Regions from separate parts of the Homo sapiens genome. Here region 1 is linked to region 2. Evidence: read pairs that join two places in POLR2A ChIA-PET (ENCODE). Cell type or tissue: MCF 10A. All regions are shown on one strand. Links, peaks and the distances in the headings refer to the core of each region. The heading gives the core; the rest is flanking DNA.

Region 1 (8,737 bases), core at 484-8,483, 49 kb after region 2:
GAGCAGTCCCTTCAAAACAGCACTTAGGCGAAAGAGGGGCTGTTGGAACAAGACAGGACAAACACCCGTGTGCCTCTGCACGCTGCTCCACCCAGTTTCTCATCTTTATATTACAGAAAAAGAGTCTCAAATAACCCAAACAGGCAGGGTATGATCTGCAGACAGTCTGCAGGCATCTGCCCAAGAAGCTGCCGGTCGGCTGGTCCATCCTCCTCTGATTTATGTTGTGTGTGTTAAGCCTTAAATTGTTGAGTCTCTGGCTGGCTGCAGTGGTATTACTGGAGGGCTGGTGCATGTTTTCGGCTCACAGAGCTGGCTCCGGTACTGGAGGTGTTGGCCCCGAATCAAGTCCAATCTCACACCTGTCTGAGACAATGAGGGCCTTGTTAGACACATCTCCAGTCGAGGAGGTGCAGGCTGCTTATTTTTCACATTCAGAACCAGAAGGAGGGGGGTCTGGGACAAGGGGGATGGGAGAAGCCAAGGGGAGACGGGAAATGCTGGGGTCAGCTGCCTCTCGGGCCCTTTCCCTCTCCTTCTCCCTCCTCCCTTCCCCCGCTCTTATTTAATAAACTTCTCCTTACTTTTGGAAATTAAAAAACAAACAAACAATACTAACAGTTGCCCTCTTATGAAGGATAATTTCCTACTGCAGAACAAGGAGCTCGTGGCCTGTTGTAGGATAAATTCCCAGTCATCATGGGAGTGGAGCAGCCCAGGGGAGGAGTGGGGTGAATAGGCAGGGGCGCAGCCCCCACCCCACCCCAGCACTGAAACTTGAGCTCTTTGCACACTGAGGGCGCCTGTCAGTGAGAGGTTTTCTCTTCTGGTTTTCCCTCCACTGCTGACATTTCAGTGACAGCCGCAGAAAGTAGAGGGGACTTTGTCCCCAGCTCCATATTATTCATTGATGAAACCGCAAACTGTTCTGTCCTGGTTCAGCCTTCCTGTCCCCTGTGATCAGAGCAGACAGAGCAGGCCACCAGGACTTACGTCTGCAGACACTTTGCAAATCCAGTTCTCAAGAGGCCCTGACATGAGGCGGCCCCGGGCAGGAGTCCTTCTGGGTACAGGCTGGCACCCCTCAAGGGTGATGATCGCTCTGAAGGATCATTACTTAGTCAAAGCCACCCTGAAATGACTTTCTATTGCAGGACCACACGACGTGGAGGCCCATAGTGTAGGAGTCAGGAAAAGAGCTTCCCAGAGTTATCAAAAACCACTCTTTACTGCGAGAGCCAACAGTAAGGAGCCTGTGTAGAAGAGCTAAGAAAATCTCACACATGTAGTGGCCATGTCTTGGGGGCTTGAGTAACTCGACAAATCTCCCAGCTCTGTTTGTGATCAGGTAGGCTCTTACCTGAGCCGGGAGGCATTTAGGTGCCAGCAGTCACTCAAACAAGGAATGGGCAGCCCTATCCTTCTCATCCATACACAACTTATTTAAGCACTAAGCCCCATTGCTGACTCCTAATTTGGCCTCAGCGACACAACAGGGAAAATCCATATGCTGTTTATTTCATTTGAGACTGAGGACTTACCAGAGATGAGGTTGCGCCAGTCTGTTTCTTGTAGTATAAATCATTTGTAGCTCAGCCACCCTTGTATCTCTGTATGTACATCAGTTGACAATCCCAGAGAAACAAAAGGACAACTTTTCAGAGGCAGCAGAGTGACAGACGGTGAATAGCAATGAGCATAGGCAACCTGGACTTCTGGCTACACTCCAGCCTGAGTTTGAATCCCCTCTATGTGACCTTGAGTGACGTGTGAAGACCCAATGTGCTCACTGTTGATACTTTGGCCTTCAGAGAGTCCAGGGACTGCACTGCATAGGTTCCCTTAGCCCTGCACTCCTGGTAGAACCTGTCTGAATATGTCACCTTTGGAGGAAAGTGGCCGAAGAAGCAGGTGTTGCTATTTCAGGTCAGCTGATGCCAGGGAGGCCTGATACCTATGGAGACCATGGAACCACCAGTTTCCTGTCTCCTTCTCTAGCCATGCCTCCCTGCCTTGTTCTGGGCCACAAGGTGCTCCATTCTTCCGAAGCTCATTCTTGCTCTGAAATGACCAAAAAGTCAAGCCAACGAACAGGAGGGAGGCTGGACACTGAGGTGGGTGAATGCTGCAGATCTTCCTGCTTGATCTCTGAACACCCATGACCAGTCCTGCCCACAAGCTTTGGTCCATGCTGGATGCCTACCCAGAAAGTTCCTTCCTCTCCTCCCCACCACATCCCCGAATCCTGCCATTCTTCAGGGCACCTCACCTGCCCCATCTCCTCCAGAACATCTTTGTCCTCACTGAGGCCCAGACTGACTCCCTTCCCGACTCCTGACTGATCTGTTGGTCTCTGTCACTTTGGCATTTCCCCACACATTGCCTTCTGCTGTTACCAGATAGGCTGCATGTTTGAGTGACGCTTCACCAACTGTCATGGCTATGATTTTCCACCATCTGTGCTGTAAGACAGTAAAAACTCAACCACCACCACCGAGATGCCATCCAGGCAGGCAACCCTGAGCGTGCCCCCACCCGCTACACACTCTTCTCCCCAGAGCACATCAGGGTTCTGAGATCAACAAGTTGGAAGGAGACTTCCAGGTGGGCAGGAACGCTCTCTCCTTCCCAGGACCCCCACGAACCTAGCCCAGAGCTGCAGAGAAAGGGGTGCATGAGTCGTTGAGGAAGGATTTTTCCTTGCTCCTGGGACAGCAAGTCAAAACTGTTTGTTTTAGGTTTTAAGTTAATTTCAGAATATCCTGCCCTAAACAATTTCTTTCCTTACATAGCACCAACTCTCTGCTGGGGCCCTTTGGCTGTTTCCTTTCTCCATTCTTTCCTTCTCCTTTCCCAGATCCCAGCTGGGAACCTGGGGGGAGAGCCTGGCTGGCACCACCTGCCCTTTCTTGGGCCATTTCCCTTCTTGTTTGTGATGAGGAGGAGCCTAGGAAGTCTCCATGCTTCTTGGCTTTCTGGCCCTCATCACTTTCACAGCCTTCTGCTAACTAAGCTAGTGAGCCCCCCTGCCCTTTCCCATTCCCTCTCTGAGGCCAAACTCTCTCATCCCAGCTTCTTTCTTTTCATCTTCCTTCCTCTAAAGACTGCTCAGCCTCATCGGAGGCTGCCTTCTGAATCCTGACCCTGCTTTCCACATTTTGTAAGACATCTCGGCCCCAGAGTAAGAGTGCATGATTTACCTACCACTTCCTTGGATCCCAACCCCTACTCACTGCTAGCTCCTGGCAGTGGCGTTCTTCCTCCTTCCTTGGTGTGCAGATGTGCCCCTGTGTGGCCTCCTTCTCTAAAAGCATTCTAGATTGTTCTTGGTTCCAGCACTTCTGAAACCCATCCTTCCAAGTTTACTCTTTTTCTTGCTATCCCTCGTATTTTCCCACTCCTCATGGAAGCTTCTTTCCCACACCCACCCTGTGCCCTATGGCGGGGGCTTCAGGACCCCCAACCCCAGCCCTGGAGCGTTTCAGTGCTGCCATCCTGCTGGCTTCACTTGGTGCTTCCTCCACAGCAACTACAAAAGCCAAGGAACCTTCCCCAGTCCCTCCCCTCCCCAGCATTCTCCTAGCAGAATTACATTTTAATTTTCAGCTGAATGGATGAAGAACCATTCCAACACCTCTGTGTCACCCACAGTTGTCTAAAACACACAAACAAAAAAAAGTCTGGGTCAGCAGAGGGGAGACCATGGTCACTCTCCTTGTCAACCTTCCCTTTGCCCATTCTTTGTTTTCTCTTCCCTCCACCTCTGTTCCTCTGAAACCTCTTTTGTTCAAATCAAGGGGAAGGTAATTCAGAGGTGCTGTTGAGACTGGTTTGCTTTTTAATTTTTTTTTTCAAAGAAGACGGGAAGTTCCTGTTTTTTGGAAAGGTTGTTCATTTCCAAAGAAGTTACACAGCCAGTCAGCTATAGGATGATTCCTGGCTGCATTTTTTCGGGGTAGTACACAATACAAAAAAATAAGTCAATGAGAGAGAGAGAGTCAGTCAGTGAACACAAAGGGAGATGTTATAATAGGCTTTTGTTGGTACTTGCATTTTCTTGTTGAAAAACAGAGCAAAGACCCCGAGGTGCTGAGGTGTGGACAGAAGCCTGATGTTATCAGGCCCCCAGAAATCCTGCCTGCAGTCCAGTGGCAGGCAGGATCCAGAACTGGAAAAGACGGAGGCAACTGGTCCTGCTCAGCACAAACGGTGCTTTTAGTCTTTCGTAAACAGCCTGTGCCCCAGGGCTCAAATCCTTCAAAAGTTTGCCTGGGTAATTGCATTTCATTGCTGTCTGGCATGTGCTCATCAGTCTAATCTGGAGGTTCAGACAGCCAGGCCAAAGCTTGCGAGACTGGAGGAGAGCGAGCCTGTGAATTTAATCCACTTGAAAGACAGAATAATACAAGTGCATCTAACTCATTATTTTAAGTGATGCTAGTCGAAAAGGGGATGGTGCTTTCCATAAAAGCATTTAAAATCAGCACGCTGCAGTTGCAGCCACTTGGCAGTTTAAGGCCATTAGAAGAAAAGGCGCACACAGGTGACAGTGTGATCCCTGTCGCCGTCTGCTTGTCCCTGAAAGCCTTCCTCCTCCCCACGACCACCTCAAAACACAGAAGGCAAAAGGAATGGTAACTTCCATCCCTAATTTTGACTTTGGGTTATTTGTACATTTACAGCAACAGACACCAACTTTTATTTGAGATTTGGGGTCATTTTGGCATCGTTTCAGGGTGGAGAGAAGACATAAATGAAGTTAGGACTTCCCAGTCCATCTCACCAAGCTCAGGATCTCACAGAGCTATAAGCAGGCAAAGGTGTTCCCCACCAGAACCATCTGGACAATGTGCTTTCCAGTGACTTCTTTTTTTTTGAGGTTTAGCTAGGTCTTTTTGTTCTGTCAGTACATGGTAACTAGATTGATGGGAGGGTTATAGTTTCTAACTATCATGTAGTTAAAGCAGTAGTCTACAAAGAGCCAGAAGGTCTGTCCCTGCTCTGTTGCTATCTGCTGTGGAGAATAGGGGGAGTCCCTTCACCATTCCGCACTGCAGCTTTCTCTGAGATGGGGCTGGCATGGTTGTCTCTGCTGTCTCGGAGGTTGCTTTCTGCTCTATCATTCCATAAGACATTAGAATGAAACCTTAAGTAATGTTGACGGTGATTTGCGTCATTATCTAGTTACATGTGACTCATGCCCAGGAAGCCCAGGAGAGGCAAGTGCTAGCCTGTACCCTCCCAGATGGCAAAGCCGACGGTCAGCTCAGGAGCAGTCTTGTTGGTAGTTCACACCTGCAGCTCACCCAGGGCTCAACATGCCAGCTCTAAGTCTGGGTGCCAGGCCATGAGACTGAGAGAGCAGTCGCCTTAAACCTTACATGGGGATGGAGTTTCCCCCTGGGTGCATCATGACTGCAGCCACCCAGGATTCTCACAAGGGCTCCAGAAAGTGCTCACCACACACCTCATCTCCTCATACCCCTCAGTTCATTTGTACTGTGCCCAGGGGACAATGCTGTGTTAGCTTTCCCCGATCCTGAAGAGCACCTCTAGAAGTCACATCTTCCGTCTTGTCATCATGGTAGCTGAAACCATTGTGGCAGTGTGTGCTTTCCCTGAGCAAGGTTTTCTTTGACACTTTAGGGCACGCTTGATCTTGTGGGCAGGATCATTCTCTGTTGTAGGGGCCATCCTGTGCATTGTAGGATGTTGAGCAGCATTCCTGGCCTCCACGTACTAGATGACAGTAGCACTCCCCCTTCCTCAGTTGTGGCAACCAAAAATGTCTCCAGACATTGCCAGAAATCCCCTGGAGGAGAAATCACCCGTTTGATGATCGCTATTTAAGAGTAATTGGGAAATTCACAAGGATCTTCTAGTCAATATACACAGGATCTCAATGCCTGAAAAAAATGTGAGTTACTTAGCTATCTAAACTTGGTAGTAAGTCAATTTTGACCCTTCAGTTCTGTAGGTCCTAGCATTCCTGTCTTCCATAGGTCATCCCTCTTGTTGAGCAAGAGTTTCATAGTTGTCTGCTATCTCAACCTCTACATTTAATTTTTTTAAAAAAAATTACTCCATTTTAGCCCAAGTATATGGCTTCTATGAGAAAGCCTTCCTTGGCCTTGTAAATCAAAGCAGTTCTCTGGAGGGAGGTTTCCCACTGCTGGGCTGAGTATCATCTTTCTCAGGGTGACCTCATCTATTGAAGTATGAAGGTTGTATTTGAAATGCCATTTACTTTCTCTAAGTCAATAAACGAAGCTGTGGATCTGTAGATCATCAGAGGTCTGCTTATTACCAAGCGGTTTTGTGTGTGTCATTTTTTAAATCGAGATCTGTGTTGGAGTTTAAAAGAATTCTGGCAGATTTCCATTTGCCTTTCTGAATCAGAGTTTGGGGTGAGCGAGTGTAGATTGCCCCTAGATGAATCTGACTTTATTAGTTTGTGTCCTTTGTTCAGAGCACCAGGGATGAGCTTATGAAAGCACAAATGGCTCTTATCTTCAAGTGTTTCCTTTATGCTGCAAATTCCACCTCACCAACCTGTGTTATTAACCCACTGCAATCCCAATTAGTTCACATCAAGGTCAACTCTTTGGGGTGTGCAAAATGGCTGCAAACTTAAGTGAACAAATTCCCCTTGTGTAGCTCTCACATGAAGGTGGGGGAGAAGACTGCAGCAGGGGAACTTAGAAGAAAGAGGGAGTTTTCTGATACCATAGAAGAAAGTGATAGTGATTCCCCTTGGCTCACAAGCCAAAGAAATCCAATTATTCCAAATAATTCAAAACTTGCATAGGAACTTGTCACCAAATGAGGGAACATTTTAGCCTCTTATTCACTCTGTTGCTTGGTGGCAAATATTTAAGAAATTTCAAAAAATAGAGAGGTGCAAGAGAGCTATTTCTCAGGGGCATGGAGGTTTCTTGGGGGCATTTCTCGGGGGTATAGAGGGCTGTTTCTTGGAGGCTATTTCTGTGCATGGAGAAGCCTTGAGTTTCAGAGGTATAATAAACACTACTCCTCCAGAAATATGTCTGTGAAAAATAAGCTGGAGCGGGTGGGTCTGCAGGACACTGTGTTTAGGAATGAAGGCTGCCTGTCCTGCCATCTCTCAGGAGCTCCCATCAGAACAGACAGTAAAGACAGGAATGGCATGTCTCCAGTTGTGGGGCAAGGCCCCTCCTAGTGTGAAGAAAATATACTTCCTGGATCTATCATTATCTCTAGCATATCAGAGGGGGGAATAAAAACAACTGGGGTGGCAAGGCCCTGCTGAAAGAGAAACTCATTGTTCTGCACATTCAGAGACTTCCTAGTTGTAAAGCCGTTCAGAGCTCTTGGAGGTGAAGGGGCAGCCAGGGAATCACATAGAGTGAAAGACCTGTGTGCAGCGGCCAGGTCAGAGGGCGTGTAGAAGACGACATGAAGCATTCCCACAGGGCAGTTCCCTGAGGTTCTGTCCTCCAGCTCTTGCTGCAAGGAATTCTAGAAGCCTTGGCCTGATGTGTGGGAAAGGAAAACAAGGTGAAGAGGATGCAGGTAGGAAAAGAAGAGCTGTGACAAGGTAGTCAGATGGGAGGACTGCATGAGAAAAACAGAGGAAGAGAGCACAGAAGCAGCCCTTTGATTTCACTCGCGTTTATTGAAGGGGACGAGGCACTTCCACTTGGGGAATTCTACTTCCCTTTGTCAGGATATCCTTCAAATTGGGAGCATGGAATGGAAGCTCTTAAAGAAAGAACGGTTGCCATTCATTGTGGGTCACACTTCACAAGACAAAGAGCAGTGAATCCTCGATTTGTAAAATGCAGCTTTCAGAATCTGTGTTGTGGCTGGCACGGTGCAACACTGCTGTGAGGCCCTGACGCAGCTGTGTTCTGCAGGGTGGCTATGGTGCTCCTTGTGAAGGAGGAGGCTGCTGCTCTGCAGGAGGAAGGGCTTATGTTGCATCCTAGCGGTGCATGCTACCCCGCTGGAATAGTGCACCTTGGAACTCTGGCTGCCTAAGGAAGGTCTCATTTCTGGTGGCTTTGTGAGACCAAGCCTCTCCCTCTTCTGTTACCTGGAGCAACAACCAGCTAAGCCAACAGTACTCTCCAGACACTGTTATCCTTTCCTGGAAGGGCAGGGGAGAGAAGACTGTTTCCTGCCTTCAAGGTGCCAGCTACTGCATTGACAATATCGGGCAGAGGGGCACATTTCACCCTCCCAGGAATCTAAGGGACAGATGCAATAACATCTCCTTATGGGGGGAAACTGAGTCTCCAAGGCATTAAGTTACTTGCTTCAGCACACTGTGAGTGAGGGGCCAAGCTAGGGTCTCTGTCCTTACCTCTCAGACTGCAGAACTATGCCCTTATTGTATCCTTACTGAAGCCCTTTTGGCTTTTAGAGAGACAGCTCTGGGATGAGGTTCCCAAATCCTGAAAATGTTTGGGGCCAGAACAAACAAAAGCATCTTTATGTTAAGCCATATTTCATGTTTATTGTTTTGAATTCTCCTTTTCCCCCATTCATATGAGTTTTTCTTCTGATTTTATTAGAATGCCATGCCTCAGAGTTTGCTGCTTAAAACCAGAATCCCTGGCATAAAATCCAATAAGCCTGCCTTAGGGCCCATGTCATATGGAAGCAGAAGACAACAGAGACTGCTTGCTGGGCTTCAAGCCACTCTAGAATTTTTCAAACAGTTCTAACATTTTACAACATCAAAAAAGTGCCAAAG
Region 2 (8,717 bases), core at 716-8,715:
GGCCTGTTGGGAGCTGAGAGATGCTCCAGTGGCGGTGGTTGGGGAGTGATGGCGGGGAGCCTTACAGAGAGATAGGGCGGGGATTGCCTTAACATCCACGTTGGGAATTTGGTCTGATCCTAATGAAATGGAGAACCACTTATAACTAACTCCAGATACAAATTGTGGAAAGATACTTGGCTTACAGTTTAAAGAATGGAAAGGACATTTGGAGGGTGCGTGGGGAGCTTAGAGACCCATCCAGAGACTGAAAGCTCTCCTTTCTCCTTTCAAGCAGCGCCAGGCATGTGTATATCCAGCTTGCAAGGACCCCATTTGGTAGATGGCACTGTACCTAGAAGTCAGCTCCCTCCTCAAGCTTGCCTCAAGCTTCCCTCTCTTCCCTCTCTACCTCCACACTCACCTGCCTTTCTTCCTACCTGCAGTGGCAAGTGCTGCAAGGCTGGTGAGCAGGAGCTGACGCCCCCCAAGCCTTCCTTCCCTGAAGAATGTCCATGCCTCAGGCCTCCCAGCTGCAGCTCTGTGTGGCCTTGGGCTGTGTGTTTGAGGCACCCGGCTAGGGGCACTATCGGAATCAGGAGGAGGCCAGGCCCAGGAGGTCACTTTGGTCACTTGCCCTGTGTGACCCCAGCCCAAACACACAGCCTGATGGATGAGTGAAGACTGGTAAATCTGGTGGCTGTCCTTGGGGGAAGCACAGGGCAGCAGGTGTGGCCTTGGTCTCCAGGGGGCTGCGAATTCAGGGTTTTGGGGTGTTTTGGTTAAAACTTGGTTCCCCAGCTGAGATCCTAGGGAACTGTGGTATCAAAAGGAAAAGGAAGATTAGAAAGGGAAAATGAAATCTCAGGAAAGGAAATGCAAGATTGCATGAGAACATCATGGTGTTTTGTGGGATAGGTGATATTCTGCCAAATAAAGAGGCCCGCCCCTCCACTCCTTTTGCAAACCTGAGCTTTTCCCCTGCCTGCAGTTGAGCCCAGCATACCTGTGCCTTGGAAAAAGCAAGCTATGCCTTCCAAGTGAAATTCGACGTTGTAAAGGACTGGCTGTCAAACTGAAAGTTTGCAGAGTGATTCATTGATTTTTAGAGACAGGGTCTTACTCTGTCACCCAGGCTGGAGTGCAGTGGCGTGATCTCGGCTCACTGCAACCTCCGCCTCCTGGGTTCAAGTGATTCTTGTGCCTCAGCCTCCCAAGTAGCTGGGACTGCAAATGTGTGCCACCATGCCCAGCTAATTTATTTTATTTTATTTTTTATTTTTATTTTATTTTATTTTATTTTTTATATTTTTGGTAGCAATGGGGTTTCACCAAGCTGCCCAGACTGGTCTTGAACTCCTGAGCTCTAGTGATCCTCCCGTCTTGGCCTCCCAAAGTGCTGGGATTACAGGCATGTGCCACCATGCCTGGCCTCATTTATCAAACTTTTCTTTATTGCCTCAGAATAGAAGATACAAAGATGAATAAAATTCTGTCCCTGTCCTCAAACAACTCATTTTCATAGAACATCTCCAGAGAAAATGCTTTGCATGTCTTCGGTTTTCTCCAAGTAAAACAGCTATTTTTCAAACAATCCATAATTCCAAACAAATGCCATTTCCATGGAAAACTGAGTTCTATATTCTAAGGACCTGATTTTCAGTCTGACTTTTGAGGGTAGTCCTGGTGCCAGTAGCTTAGGCCTCAAGTCTGCATTTTGCATGTGTGATGTGAGTGCGATTGGATCAAGCAATCTGCAAATACAGGCACTTTGCACACAAGTATATACAGTACGCCGACATCTTAATTCAATTCAGCATGGAGAATCAGGAAATTATGTGCAAGTTGAAGGATTTGTATCCCGTCCAGAAATCCCCAAATAAATTAATTATACAACTCCACTGTCAAAAATAGTGGCAAATGTTTGGGTAAGGAAATGGAAGAGGAGCATAAGCATGAATTTTGGCTGTTAGGTTGTTCCAGTGGAAAAGTGAGAAATCAAAATTAAAAATACTTCATAAAAAATACTCCAAATGCAGACTACTCCTGGAATCCGAGGGTACGTTAATTTTTATACTTAGTTATCCGCAATTAAAATTAGACCCAAAGCCATCTATTGTAAAAGGAGAAATCTCCCTGCAACCTTTCAGGATCTTGTGGGATTTCCTGAATTTGCAAAGAGCAGAACCTGAGCCTTCACTGACTCTCTTGGTTTTTAAAAGCTGCGATGTTTTTCTTTTATTTTTCCTTTCTCACTCTTTGGGCGTTTCAAGACTCTGGGCACAACTGGCTTTCCTGCAGACAAACACAAGAGTGAAAAATGTTGCGATTGTGTTTCCTAAGGACTCTGAGCCCCCAGGGCAGACGGCTCCTTTGTGTCTGCAGCCTTCCTTTGCGTGACAAAGGGCAAGTTTCACATCCCCTGAAACTGTCCCCAAAAGAAGAAGATGACTCATGCTTACAGACCTACACTAAGGAGAGTGACAGGAACAGAGTCTGCTGCAGAGCCAACTCAGGTAGACCGGGGATACCTGCAAACTAGACCTGAGGAGGCCGAGTCACAACAGGAGTCGGGGCTCGCCCGTCAGACACGGGGTGTTATAGGAGGATTCTGCTCTGATGTGGCCTGGATGCACTTTTAAATATGTTCTTCACACCTAGGCAAGAAATGACCCCGAGCTGCATGTCTTTTTGCTTTGTAATCTCCTTGCCACCCTCAGCTCTTTGGGGAGCAGTGTGCACATTTGAAGCAATCCTGAGGTTTAGCCACTTCCCAGATGTGGTGAGGAAGTGGAGAGTGCGCTGGGCCATGCGGAACTGCAGGTTCCAGCCGTGGCTTTATTTGACCACAATTGGCTGTCAGAGTTCACCAGCCCCAGGGCCGCCAACGTCAAGACTAATCAAGCCTAGACCTGGGGCCTCCCCGCTGACTGGCCCTGGGGAGTGTGTCATGGCAGCGAGTGTCCAGGAAGACTCACCCCTTGACCTTCTTCCCAACTAAATAAAGCAGTTAGTATTTTGCCCTGGCATTTGGATGGACACACTGGCGTCGAGGGAGACAACACATGTTGCAGTGAGGAGCACTGGCCTGGCTTGTTTACATAGCATATCAGCCACTCACAGTTGTGCCTTACAAAGGTCGCCAGCTGGCGGGGCAGGAGTGAACTTGAACTTGAAGTTCAAGTTGCGTTTAGGCCTGGTAGCAGCCCCATCACCTGCTGAACACACACACACACACACACACACACACACACACACACACACACACGCACAAAACCCCTCCTCATGTCAGACGTCAGTGCCTACTTCATCCCCAGCTCCTTCTTACGGGATCTGTCACAGCTCTGGTCTTTGTGGAATCACCTTTATCATGTCTTTAATGATCATTCCACTGACATTTACTGAGACCTTTCCCTGTGCTCTGCTTGTATATTCAGCATTCCATTTAACCTGCAGAACAATGCTACGAGATGGAATGACTGTTATTAACCCCCTTTTACAGATGACAAAGCTGAGGCCCCAGAGAGGTCAAGTAACTTGCCTGAGGTCACACAGCTAGCAAGTGGCAGAGCGAGGTTTTGAACCTAAGTAGGTTGCCTTGAGAGTCCACACTGAATGAATCACCACTGTGTTTCCACCTTCATGGGATTTTATATGGAATTCTTCTCTCTCACTGCTTCCAAGCCTACATCAAGACAAACCTCATCTGCCCTGTTGTTTTTTGTTCTCACCTTCTTATTCAGTATGAGTGTCGTTTGGTGCTTCTAATGGTCTTCTAATGGTCCTCCTGGAACCCAAGCCCTGGCTGGAACTGATGCTGCTGTGGTGGTCAGGGTTCAGTGAGCAGGAGGAAGGACTTGGTGTTTACCCCTTGTTTACCCCTTTCCTTGGCTTCCTTCCATGCAGGCCACCCTGTGACCCCGTGGTGGCCCCCTCTGGAACCAAGAGCTGCCGACTTCCAGCAGCACACACAGGATCAGTGCTGGGGCCATCTGTGCACTGACCAAAGCCTCTGCTGGCCTCACCAGACCAAGGCCAGTGAGTGCTTCAGGGAGCCTTGGATCCTCCAGGCTGCCAACAGAAACACCGGCCCTCTCGGCAGCAGCCCCATCCTTCCACCCCTGCACTGGGTCCTGAAAAGCCCATTTTGGGGCCGTTGCTATTTAGCCAACCTGCCCTCCCTTGCTCTCCTGTGATTTCTCACTATTCCGGCTGCAGCTCGCTGGGAGAAACACTTGAGAGTCTTTTGTGCTCCACACCCATGTACTTAAAATACCAGGCCTATAGGTCATTTCAATGAGGGAATTTGGCTCATAACACGTGTGCCCCGAGGCACAGATCCTACTTCTGCAGATGCTGGCCAAGAAGGGCTGTGTCCCAGCCGCCATGGGGTGGGGCCACAGAGAGGGCAGGGCCACGTGGAGGGCAGAGCATGTGGCTCCTGTCAGGTGCGCCCGTTGCTGACTGCAGCCCAGTATCAAGGCTCTGCTGGGTCTCATTGGAAGAATACAAAGGACGTGTAAGGCAGTTTTCGTGCTGTGGAAAAATGTCACCTACACCTGTGAAGAAGTCATCACTGTGTCTGTAAGATAATAAGCAAATGTCCTTGTACCCAAAGCTGTAAACAAGAGCCCTTTGTGAGGGAGAACCACATGACTGGCCAAAACGCCCCACCTACTAGTGTGTGCTCGGTGGAAATGTCTTGTGACTGTGCTTAAAATGAAGGGCATGATTGGGAGGCCAAGGTGGGCGGATCACAATGTCAGGAGTTCGAGACCAGCATGGCTGACATAGTGAAACCCCATCTCTACTAAAAATACAAAAAATTAGCTGGGTGTGGTGGTATGCACATGTAATCCCAGCTACTCGGGAGGCTGAGGCAGGAGAATCGCTTGAACCCGGGAGGCAGAGGTTGCAGTGAGCCGAGATCACGCCATTGCACTCCAGCCCAGGAGACAGTGCAAGACTCCATCTCAAAAAAAAAAAAAAAAAAAAAAGATGGGCATGAAATAATGAGAATTCAGATAATGACCATTCATTTCACAAATTATCACTTTGATTAAGTTTTACTCCTGATTATATAGGTTAGTCTGTGGTTTACCAGATGGGGTGTCATGAGTGCTCAACTGCCAGAGGCCCAAACGCAGCTCAGTAAGAAAATGCTTTTGAGCTATAACCCAGGTTGAGTACCATTGGTACATTAGAATCACAGAGTCAGATTTTACTTTTTGGGGCAGTGGTAGGTGTGGATAAAGTATCTCCAGTCCAGATTTCTTGTACTGGTGCTATTGGGTTTGCGGGTGGAGATTTATGACCTCAGGGATAATAACCGGAAGAACAGTGAGTAGAAAGCTCAGGGATATGAGTTTTGCTGTATATCAAAGCTGTGTGACTTTGGGAAAATTACTTAACCTTTCTGGGCCTTAGCTTTGCTACCTATTCATCAAGAACAATAAAATCCATCTTGTTTATTTCATGAGATTGGTGTGAGGACCAAATGAAATAGTATATGGGAAGGTGTTTAAAAAGTTGTAAGTTCTACACGACTTAAAAATGCCAGTATTATGAATGCAACCATTCTTTGTTGTCATTTGGGTAGTCGTGGATAGCGTGGTGGTAGGAGAGCCACTATCGGAGCAAGACTGTTCCAGAGGGTAAAACACACGCGTGCCTGTAGAGCAGTTGTCACTGGTAGAGCCATGATGGGAGCTCTTACTACATTGCTATTTGTACTGAGTTAAATAGTGTTCTCCAAAAAGTGTATGTCCACCTAGAACCTTAAAATATGGCTTAAGGTCTTTACAGGTGTAATCGAGATAAAGTCATACTGGACTTGGGTGGGCCATAAGTCCAATGACTGATGTCCTTCTAAGAAGAGGGAGGGGACACCCAGTAGGAAGACAGTCATGTGAAGATGGAGGCAGAGGCTAGAGTGCTGCAGCTGCAAGTCAGGAAACGCCAAGAAATGCTGGCCACCATCCGAAGCGAGAAAGAGGCAAGGATCCTCCCTAGAGCCCTCAGGGGGAGTGTGGCCCTGCTGCCACCTTGATTTGGGACTTCTGACTTCCAGAATTGTGAAAGTCTTAATTTCTATTGTTGTAAGCCACCCAGTTTGTGATAATTTATTACAGCAGCCCCAGGAAACAAATACAGTATTTTTATGAAGTCACTGAGGTGCTAGAGTTGTAGGCAACAGAAGAATCACACGTGGACCTGCCCGCCTGCACATGGCTATGGGCATCTCAGGCCAGCTGCATTCTTGGAAGATGAAATCAGAGAGTTGAAAGGGACATTGCATGCATCCCATGAACCCCCCTCATTTTGCTGATGAGGAAACTGAGATCTGGAGAGGTAAAATCGTTTGTATTGCATCCCCAAACTTGTAACTCTCTTGCTGAAAGAACCACCTCAGTCTCTCTCTCTCTCTCTCTCATACACCCACATGCACCCCTAGACCTACTCAGGACTGGGACAATGGCATTATCTATTGTTGTGTCCTCAAGGGACTTTTTTTTTTTTAATTTTAAATACCCCCTCTCTCCTAAAGCCCCTTCCCACTTGCACCCTTTCCCACCTTTCTGTGAGGGCTACATGGGTATATAGAAAAGGGTCCCCACCTTCTGGGAGACTAGGTCTACACAGCCGCAAACTGCATTCAGTATGACACCCTAAATAATCAAAGGTGAAGGATGATTTATGAGGCAGCCCAAACAGCCATAAAGCAAAATGTAGTCATCAAGGAAGGCTGCCTGGAAAACAAGTGACTGAGTGACTGCCCGTTGCCAGATGCTGAAGGGCAGGAAGACTCGGGTGAAGGGTGCAGCAAGGAGCCTTGGATTGGCGAAGTGGCTGGAGGAAGGAAGACCTCAGCATCTCAATGCCATGGCTCATGGGTAGAACTCGGAGGGTGCACACTGGGAGTCAGGTATGCGGAGGAGAGGGGGTGAGTGAGAAATTACTTGGGGCAGGGTCTTATTAGTGAGAAGATCCTAAAAGCAGGTTCTGGAGTTCAGTCTTGATGATACAGGTGATAACCTTCATGGGTTCTTGACAGAGAGGGAACAGGCTGACCATGAGGCTTGTAGGACAATCTGTTAGTCAGCTCTGGAACATGTGGATGTGGCTGCTCCCCGTCTGTGGCTGTCATTGCTCCTGGATCTGTTCTTGGAAAGCCAGAGACTGCCCAGTGAGATGGGCAGTTGCCCCCAGGACCTGCCTCCCTCTGCGGCAGCATCTTCCTCCACATCACATCACATACCCTGCTTGCTGGGCCTGGCCAAGGCCTCTTCTACCCAGTCCTCTCCTTCAGCTAGATGCCACGGTAGGAAAGCATCCAGAGTGTCGCCTGATAACATCTGAACGATGTCCTAAAACTGGCAAATCCCCAAAGGCCAACAAGACTCGTCTCTAGGTTCTGGGGACAGGCCAGTTGATGGGAAAGATGGATTTGGAGGCAGAGTCTCCTGGCATCCCTGATGCTCTGCTCCATGGAAGTCACTCCCCAGAAGCATCCTCACCTCGTTTATTGGACAGGTCAGCTGAGACTTTAGTTATAAAGGCACAATGGGCAGAGCAGCCTTCATCATCTAATTGTTACTTGCTATTGCTCTTTTTATTATAGACTTTAATACAGATAGAATCCACATCTTTGGGGAGTGTTCGGTGGAGATTTCTCACGATTAGGAATCGTGGCTTGCTGTGGCCAAAGATTATATTTTCATTGAGCATTTTTCTGTGGCCTTCCTTTGTATTAAGACACGCATGACATTTGTTTTTCTGTGGCCTTCCTTTGTATTAAGACATGTGTGACAATTGAAAATATTTTCCTTTCATCTGTCTTTGATTTACTTTATGCTACATGATTAAGAGGAGAAACTATGTTGATTAAAGAACTACTGTATTGATGTAGGAAGATTGAACATCAGACTTAATCAAATGTTAGGGTCCTATTATAGACCCGTGAGAAACAGAGAAGAGAAATAAAGCAGACAACATACACACACACACACACACACACGCACAGACACACCCTGTTGAATACCGTGTGCCAGATAACTGTTTTAACAGGGTTACTCACGGTAAATCATTTAATCTCCCCTAAAACTCTCTAAGGTAGGAAAATTTGCATGTAACCATCTTCCTGGTAAGGATACTGAGGAACATAGAGGTGTCTAGTGACTTGCCAAAGGTCAGCTAGCCAGATTTATCTTCTGAATCACTTTACCAACAAGAAATGTTTTTAGATTAGTAAATCTATGCAATGAAGATTTTCTCACCTTTTATAAATATATGTAAAATGTGTAATGGAAATTTTGTGCATTTTTTATTACTAGTACTTATTGAATCTCAGTCTGTCAGTTACATATACTTAAGTCCATTTATGAGTCATCAATTTTATTCTGACTGATCCCATGAGTACCTCTAATAACATCTGGCATTTTCAAATAATATTTAAAATCAGCCAGACTTCGTCTTTTAAAAATATAGACAGAATGATTCTAATTTAGCCTGTTTTCAAACTTAGAAATTCTATCTTTCCTGATCTTCAAAGGTACAAAGTAAGAAGAGAAAGATGGATATGGTTTCTTCTACTCTTATTTGCCCTGAATTATAAATAATTGGGAAAGATGGGAGCAGGGAAGTTGGGAACCAGAAGTGGAGAGCTGCCAATCTGACTCTATGGTTTCCGGAAATCCTGACTTAACAGAAAATAAATTCTAATCTTTCTTGATCTTGTA

What was found. Peaks named below come from ENCODE experiments on the same cell type or tissue, not always from the same donor. Only the 100,000 strongest peaks of a DNase experiment are listed, where the experiment ranks them.
Region 1: POLR2A ChIA-PET joins it to region 2 with 86 read pairs; 5 of 35 experiments call an interaction of 5 or more read pairs at or near these places.

The regions. Positions count from the first base shown.
Region 1 is chr21:34,810,186-34,818,922 of GRCh38, reverse strand. The region is part of intron 7 of RUNX1 (RUNX family transcription factor 1); the gene reads left to right. Among named protein-coding and RNA genes, the nearest start is that of RUNX1-AS1, 22 kb to the left of the region's middle. In MCF 10A, for the core only: no CTCF peak of the experiment used is centred there; DNase peaks (open chromatin) are centred at 4,242, 5,212 and 6,222.
Region 2 is chr21:34,859,810-34,868,526 of GRCh38, reverse strand. All of the region lies in intron 5 of RUNX1 (RUNX family transcription factor 1), which reads left to right. All of the region lies in intron 1 of RUNX1-AS1 (RUNX1 antisense RNA 1), which reads right to left. Among named protein-coding and RNA genes, the nearest start is that of RUNX1-AS1, 28 kb to the right of the region's middle. RefSeq lists enhancers at 1-619, 620-1,287, 2,268-2,547, 2,588-2,757, 2,028-3,227. In MCF 10A, for the core only: no CTCF peak of the experiment used is centred there; DNase peaks (open chromatin) are centred at 2,496, 2,836 and 4,286.